Linked DNA regions of Homo sapiens: region 2 is linked to region 1. The links are chromatin contacts, found by POLR2A ChIA-PET in ENCODE. All regions are on one chromosome and are shown on one strand. Each heading gives the region's core, a stretch centred on a gene start or an enhancer-like site at or near the end of the contact. The rest is flanking DNA. Distances are from core to core; before and after follow the strand shown. Region 1 holds the start of LUC7L3 (LUC7 like 3 pre-mRNA splicing factor). Region 2 overlaps LOC105371825 (a long non-coding RNA gene).

Region 1 (3,924 bases), core at 419-2,918:
AAAAAAAAAAAAAAAAGGCTTCATGTCCCATACCTCCTTTGAGTTCTCACCCTATTTTGCTGCTTTCCTTCTTAAAAAGAGGTGTCCACGACCGGGCGCGGTGGTTCACGCCTGTAATCCCAACACTTTGGGAGGCTGAGGTGGGTGGATTATTTGAGCTCAGGAGTTCAAGACCAGCCTGGGCAACTTGGCGAAACCCCGTCTCTACCAAAAATACAAAAACTTAGCCGGGCGTGGTGGCATGCGCCTGTAGTCCCAGCTACTGGGGAGGTTGAGGCGAGGGGGTCGCCTGAGCCCGGGAGGTTGAAGCTGCAGTGAGCTGAGATCGTGCCATTGCACTCCAGCCTGGGTGACAGGGCCAGACCCAGTCCCCCCAAAAATAAAAGTGTTGGGCTTGTTATCAATGTGTAGTGCCTTACATTGTATAAACTCATTTAATCTTCACAATAGCATCGTGGCTGGGGGCCGGGGGAGGACTATTGTAAACCCCATTTTACAGAAAAGGAAACAAAGGCACAGAGCGGCAGAGCTGGGATTACGAACCCAGGCAATCTGGCTTTAGAGACCATACCCTTAACTGTGCTAAAGCATTATCCCAACATACGTTGATATATTTGTGACTTTATTTCTTCAGCGATTATCTCCCCTCGCCAATGCACAGGTCTGCGGGAGCATGGACTGTCTGAAAGGTTCTGAGTTTAGCTTTAAGCACAGTGCCTGGCACATACCATTTGTTGAATAAATGGATCTACCTATCTATATATATGTGTGTGTGTGTGTGTGTATGTGTGTGTGTGTGTGTGTGTGTATATATATATATATATATATATATATTTTTTTTTTTTTTTTTTTTTTTTTTGAGATGGAGTTTTGCTCTTGTTGTCCAGACTGGAGTGCAATGGCGCGATCTCGGCTCACCGCGACCTCCGCCTCCCGGGTTCAAGCGATTCTCCAGCCTCAGCCCCCTGAGTAGTTGGGATTACAGGCATGCGCCACCACGCCAACCTAATTTTGTATTTTTAGTGGAGACGGGGTTTCTCCATGTTGGTCAGGCTGATCTCGAACTCCCGACCTCAGGTGATCCGCCCGCTTCGGCCTCCCAAAGTGCTGTGATTACAGGCGTGAGCCACCTCACCTGGCCTACTGGATCAATATCTTTTTAAAAAATTCCACACTGGGAGACATTTGGTGTAGGACTGAATCCCCGTATTTTAGAAGCCGCCTTGTCTCTTCTTGCCTCGATTTCCCATCCTGTTAATCAGGAGACTCAGGGCGGGAGGACAAAGCCAGGTGCAAGAGGCGTGAGCACAGCGACTAGGAAAATGGAGTCGGAAGCCGTAATCTTCAGTTTCCTCCGCTGCATGAGGCACCATGTGCACCACGTGGACTAAAGGAGACACTTTCTCCATTTTGAAGCGGTGTCCAGGCTTCAAGACCTAGGCTCCAATTTCTCACCGTGAAGAAGCTCGGGAAAACCGGGCGCTTGGGGAGGCGCGCGGGCAGAGGCTACCCGTCCCCGCGGCCTCTAGACAGGGGCGGAGTCCCTACCCGGCCTCCGCGGGCCCCGCCCCCGGACGGCGGAAGCCGAGCTCGCCCTCTCCGCCCGGGCCTGGGCGTGTCCCACGGGCGCACGGCATGCTGGGAAGGCGTCCGCGCGGCGGCCATTTTGTCTTGTCGGCTCCTGTGTGTAGGAGGGATTTCGGCCTGAGAGCGGGCCGAGGAGATTGGCGACGGTGTCGCCCGTGTTTTCGTTGGCGGGTGCCTGGGCTGGTGGGAACAGCCGCCCGAAGGAAGCACCATGATTTCGGCCGCGCAGTTGTTGGATGAGTTAATGGGCCGGGACCGAAACCTAGCCCCGGACGAGAAGCGCAGCAACGTGCGGTGGGACCACGAGAGCGTAAGTCCCGCGGGCCTTGGCCTGAGCCCGGGCTCCGTGGGGGAGGGGAGCGGGCGCGGGCTGTGGCCCTCCTGGCCGCGGCGCGATGTGGCCAGGGCCGCACCCGGGGTCGAGCGTCTGACCCGGTGCCCATGGAGCCAGGAGGGAGGATGCTGTCCGGACCCGGGGATGGGGGTGATTTGGTTTTGTTGTTCTAGTATCAAGGGGGTCCGGGAGAGCCCTTGGCATAATTGAAAAGCACCTTGATGAGGCGGGGAAACGCGGGAAAGAAGGATAGCAGCGTCTTATTAAATCTAGCGGCTCCGAGGTTTCACCTCATTATGAAATAGGGAGAAGGGCACATTTTTCTATAGTTTGGGTTGAACGTCGTATTTAGACTAAAATTTCTGACCAGGATTCATGGTAAAAATCGTGGCGGTATTTTATTTAAGTAATTACAGCATGACGCTTATACGGGGAAATAGAAATGTAAAAGAAGTCGTTTACTTGTTAGGGTTTACCGTGATGATTTACAAGTATTGTTCGTTAACAGTATTCTAAGAAGTCCCTTATAGAGGCAGCTGTCAAGGTTTTTTCTTCCACATAAAACTCATTTGATGCTCTTAGCCCGGGGAGTAAAGGTAAATATTATAACCCCAGTTTCACTGGTGAGACTTAAAAAGGCTCACCCAAAGTCTTGGCAACTGAGGAAACTAATCTTTGTAGTTCTGTTAGCTTTCCACAATCCTATGAAACTGGTTCTCTGCACCTACTGTAGCATTTCAAGTGTTTTGATCTAGTTTTGAACATGCAGTGTAATGTTTACTTTAGGTCTTATCTGGAGAATAGATACAGAATTTAATTTTACTTTGAGGTTATAATCTAACATGCTAATTTTAAAACAATTGCTAATCAAAATAGGAAGGAATAGTTCAGGTAATGCATGCTTCTTTAGAAAACTGTTTTCTTACTCTTTTTAAACGTAGGCTTTGGTTAAGGTAAAATTTCTTTTTTGCAGTGTAGGAAAGCAAGTTGGTGCTAGATGACTCCTTTTAGGACTTTAAGAAAGAGTAAGTTTGGCTCAAGTTGTGTTGGGGTGCTAACTGATTCCAAAGTAGTATGAAACATTCTTAGAGTAGAATTTATTGTTTTTAAGAGGTGGGTTTTTTGTTTTTAACATTTAGGCTCCCCATCCCCCCGACCATTTGTCACAATAGGAGACTAAGGAACTGCTTACCTTGACCATCTTTCTTTTGTAGGCATCTTTGTTATAGCGAAGTAACTTTTTTTTTTTTTAACTACCTGACTCTGTAACCTTTCAGTCTAAACTTTGCAAATGTGTTAGGAATAACGCTCAAAATCCTAAGTAAGGTAAAAAACCAAAACATTATGGCGATTTGGCTTATGTTCAATAGGTTATTTGTATATTTTGAATTCAAGAGAAAAATGCTTTCCATTGCACTCCTTATCAGTTGGAACAGCCTTGTATCTCTGCACCCTTGACTTTGAACACGTTTTAGAGAAACTGTTTTCTTTCCCGGGGTAATTTGTTGCCACATTGCATTGTATGTGATGGGTTTATGACTCTTCAATGATGAGGCCCTCAGAATAGCAATTTAGGTTTTATGTCATCTCAGCCGTAATCTGCTTTGCTTTCAGTTTTAGTACTTTTCACTAATTTTAACTTTCAGTGTTTATTACTAAAGTATTTAATGCCTTAATGACAGATTGCACTTCACTCTAGATTGAAGGATTTCAAGTCAGTTACTGGCATTTCAGATTGATATCTGCAGGGAAAATGTTGGTAGTGTTGAGCAAAAACAAAGCACATGGTCTCATCTAAATAGGTGGAATTATTGTATAATGAAGCTGGGGAAGCTGTTGATATCGTTTCCGGGTCATCTGCATATTCTTGTACTGTTGGCTGTTAGTGCTAAACCTGCAGGGATGGGCAAACCCATTATATGCTGAAAAGGAGTCACCTTTTCTATAGCCTAATATTTTAACATATTTTTGCATTCCTGTTCTATCTGGAAATTTTTCTTGGC
Region 2 (4,268 bases), core at 173-2,672, 170 kb after region 1:
ACCTCCTCCCTGGACCACCACGCCAGCCGCCTACTGGTTTCCCTGCCTTGACTCCTGCCTTCATTGCTAACACCTTCTCCACCCCACAAACAAGGGATGGATCTTTTAAAAATGCAAATCAAGCCTAGGCAACGTAGCAGGATCCTGTCTCTACAAAAAAAAAAAAAAAAAAAAAAAAAAAAAAAAATATATATATATATATATATATATATATATATATATATATATATATATATATAAATAAATTAGCCAGCTGTGGTGGCGTGCACCTGTAGTTCCAGGTAATTGGAAGGCTGAGGCAGGAGGACCACTTAAGCCCAGGGGTTTGAGGCTTCAGTGAGCTATGATCGCACCACTGCACTCCAGCTTGGGAGACAGAGGAAGACTCTGTATTAGAAAAAAAAAAAAAATGCAGTCCAGGCGCGGTGGCTCATGCCTGTAATCCCAGCACTTTGGGAGGCTGAGGTGGGCGGATCACTTGAGGTTAGGAGTTTGAGGCCAGCCTGGCCAACATGGTGAAACCCTGTCTCTACTGAAAATACAAAAATTAGCCAGGTATGGTGGTGCACGCCTGTAGTCCCAGCTACTCAGGAGGCTGATGCACGAGAATTGCTTGAACCCGGGAGGCAGATGTTGCAGTGAGCCAAGATGGTGCCACTGCACTCCAGCCTGGGCAATAGAGCGAGACTCCTTCTCAAAAAAAAAAAAAAATGCAAATCAGTCATGTTCCCGTCACCCTGCACCCACTGGGGTAAACCTATCAGTGTCTCCCATGACTTTTAGGGTGAGGACCAAAGCCCTCACTGCAGTCTACAGACCCTCGAGGATCTGCTGCCTGCCTGCCTACCCAGCAGAAGGCCAGAGCTTGCCCAACCTTCCTCCACCCTCTCTTACTTCCTCAAATACACCAGGTTCCCTCCCACTTCAGGGCCTTCTGCTAGTCCTGCCTGCAGCCTCTCACTTACTCCTCTCACCTCATTCATCCCTAGTGAGCTTAGCATTTGGCTTTTATTTCCCTTCTTCAGGGGAAGCTGCCCCAGTCCTATTACAGCAAACCCTCAGCTTTTTGCTCCCATAGTTCCTATGCAGCTATTTATTCAGTAGCTGTCTCCACCGCTGAGCAATGCAGTCGAAAGGGATAGGATCTGTGTCTACTTTGTTCCTTGCAGTATCCTGGGACCCCAGCACAGAGCCTGGTTCATACAGGACTTAATGAATGAGTGAGTGAATGAATGAATGAGTGATCCTGCTGTATTACCAGACAGATCGTGGTAGGGGCAACAGTTGCTGTGAGGTTTTGGGAAGCTGTCTTTGCCTGGGAGGTGGGGAAGGCAGGGCAGAGCCTAAAGAAGCCTTGAAGGGAGAGTGTTGCTTCATGGGCAGGGAAAGGAAAATGACATTCCAGACTCAGCCCCTACACAAGTGTGAGGCAGACTCCCATGGTTGTCAGGTCAGAGTAGGGAGAGGCAGAGATAAGGCTGCGATTGTGGGTGAGCTCAGCCTGGGAGGAGCTCTGCATACCAAAATAAGGACTGAACCTTGTGTAGGTAGTGGGGGAACCTGGGAAAGTGTGTTAGGCAATCTTTCCCCACCCCCTTCCTCTTTCCACCTCTCCCCTGCTTTCCTTCCTCCTGGAGATAGGGAGCAAGGTCTCCAGGGGCCAGGCAGGTGCTTCTGGTTGGAAAGGCCGTGACCAGGACTTGTTGGGTCCATTTGACTCAACGGACCCCTTTCTTGGCCCTGTCCCCAGATGTATAGGGCAGAGCTAGAGTTGTAGAAAAGGGAGACACACTCCTCAGGGCCACCACACTCACCCAGCAGGGGTCTGGGAGCCCCTGAAGCACCCGGGACCCCAGCCTCAAAGGTGGATGCTGGAGGGAGGATTTGAGGGAGCAGGCACCCATCAGTGAGAATGACGAGTTGACGGCACAGCTGACAAGTGTCTGGGGGTGTGCCACCTCCCTGCGCTGCTTCTGAGCTGTTTGCTTTGCCTTGGTACACTTGAGGGGTTGGAAGTCCTCAGCCTTCAGAGCTCCAGGTTTGAGGCACAGACAGGTTCCATTTTGCCCAAAGCCAGGCAAAGGCTCCTCTCTCTGAGCAGAGGTTGCTGGGTCACAGGAGCTCAGGGTGGCACTGCACTCAGGATTCGCAGCTGCCTTGACGTCACCAGTGTCCCAGGTGAAGGCACAAACTCCTGGCCTGAGGTGAGGCTGAGGGAGACAAGAGCCCACCAGACTAGGCCAGCACTTCCCATGGGCTTAGACCCCTGCTCTCCTGCCTCCTCTGATATTTCAAATCTTTCAGAATTTCAAAACCATAGGACCTATTGACTTCTAAGCTCCCCACCCTGCTCTTTGGGCTTAAATTGTGCTTTATCTCAACAGCATTCATTGAGTGCCAGCTCTGTGCAAAGCCCTGTGCTAATGTGCTAGGCTCTAGAGTCATAAAGATGAAAATTTTTCTTTTTTTAAAATAGAGAATAGTCAGTCTCACTTTGTTGCCCAGGCTGGTCTCGAACTCCTGGCTTCAACTGATCCTCCCATATTGGCCTCCCAAATACTGGGATTATAGGTGTGAGGCACCTTGCCCAGCCAATGAATACTTTATGATATGATCCCTGTTTTCAAGAGACTTACAGTCTAGTTAGGGAAATGGACACAAACAGACCCTTTCAGAACAATGTAAAGACCTCAGAAGAGGTCAAATTCTATTGGAATCCATCTGCTTTTTTTTTTTTTTTTTTTTTTTTTTTTGAGATGGAGTCCCACTCTGTTACCCAGGCTGAAGTGCAGTGGCACCATCTCGGCTCACTTTAACCTCCACCTCTGGGTTCAAGTGATTCTCCTGCCTCAGCCTCCCCAGTAGCTGGGACTACAGGCGCGTGCCACCATGCCCAGCTAATTTTTGTATTTTTAGTAAAGAAAGGGTTTCACCATGTTGGCCAGGCTGGTCTCAAACTCCTGACCGTAAGTGATCTACCCGCCTCGGCCTCCCAAAGTGCTGGGATTACAGGTGTGACTTTTTACTATCTGTAGGTAACTGCTATATATAATGCATGATCTATAATGCCCGACCCAACATTTTGTCATCTTTGCAATACTTGATTTTATTTTTTTTCCTGTAATATTTTGGGGTTTGAGATTATTTCGTTTGGTTTGGCTACAAGGAAGCCTAGATGTGCTTCAGAGTCGCCTTGAAATTTCTTCTGCATTATCAACCAGCTCAATCTCCTCTGAATTAGACCTGCCTTCTCATCTGGGAAAGGCAGATCTTTAACAGGTGGCTGGAAGCTATTGAAGGAAGAAGCCAAGATGTGGTTTCTGAAGAGCAGGCAGGAGGGTCCCTGGCCATAAATATGTCCTTGATAAGGGCCTGAAATCCCATTCTTAGAATTTTATTTTTTTGAAGTTGCACGAGCACCTGGGAAGAATACCACCTTAAATCCTGACCACTTATCCACTCCGGGAAGATTTGTTTATAGCCAAGAGTTCCCACGATGGGCCGAGGAAGAGCAGGGGGGCAGCCAGCTTTCCAGGCAGGCCCTAACATATTATCCAGATTTTGAGGTTGTTTTAGTTATGTGTTTGTAACAAACCACCACAAAACATAATGGCTTAAAACAATGATTTATTGTTTCTCACAATGCTGTGCGTTGGCTAGTTCGACAGTTCTATTGGTCTCACCTGGGGTCACTCAGATGGCTACAGTCATTGTAGATTAACTGAACTTCATCAATGTGCAGTGGTCTCAAGGTTATGAGAAGGTGATCACAGAAGCAGGAAGACCCGTGATCGGGTGTGGTGGCTCACGCCTGTAATCTCAGCACTTTGGGAGGCCGAGGTGGGTGGATCACTTGAGGTCAGGAGTTTTCCACTTTCTTGTGCCCTTCTGCTTAAACAACCTTTGTGCTTCAGCAAAGTAAGCACAAGTCCAATAAAATGTAGCTTGAAAACAAGTATCAACAAATTAATGAAAACAACACACAAAGGGCAGCCTTGTCTTGCCATGGGAGGAGAAGATGCTTGTTTTTAAGGAAAGGTCTTGTCATTTAGGATGAATATGAAAGGAGGGTCAGGGAGAAGAGCACCTGCAGACCAAGACAAATGGAGAATTGAAGGGAAAAAACCCTGTAAAACAAAAAGTGCTGGTGATGCTGACTCCTGCCTCAGCTCAGAGCTGTGTTAAGGGCTGAATGGGACAAGCTGGAGCCCCAATGGGGAGATTTCTTTTTCAGGCCAGGCTGACCCATAGGGGCCATCACCCAATCA

What was found. ChIA-PET counts read pairs that join two places held with the same protein, here RNA polymerase II (POLR2A).
Region 2: POLR2A ChIA-PET joins it to region 1 with 10 read pairs in Caco-2. The contact joins the enhancer-like site here to the promoter of LUC7L3 in region 1. POLR2A ChIA-PET finds 5 or more read pairs at or near these places in 4 of 52 experiments (Caco-2, GM12878, HEK293 and 1 more).

Annotation. Positions count from the first base shown.
Region 1 is chr17:50,717,935-50,721,858 of GRCh38, forward strand. It overlaps LUC7L3 (LUC7 like 3 pre-mRNA splicing factor), which reads left to right and starts at 1,669. Exons shown (of 10, transcript NM_016424.5): 1 at 1,669-1,897. The coding sequence starts at 1,799. RefSeq lists silencers at 1,376-1,605, 1,946-2,005 and an enhancer at 1,636-1,775.
Region 2 is chr17:50,883,194-50,887,461 of GRCh38, forward strand. LOC105371825 (a long non-coding RNA gene) reads right to left here. Exons shown (of 3, transcript XR_001752940.2): 3 at 3,611-4,268. Among named protein-coding and RNA genes, the nearest start is that of TOB1-AS1, 19 kb to the left of the region's middle. RefSeq lists enhancers at 1,484-2,012, 2,013-2,541. Within about 2 kb of position 1,423, at least 12 of the 41 ENCODE cell types and tissues checked have a DNase peak (open chromatin) inside an H3K27ac peak, as active enhancers do.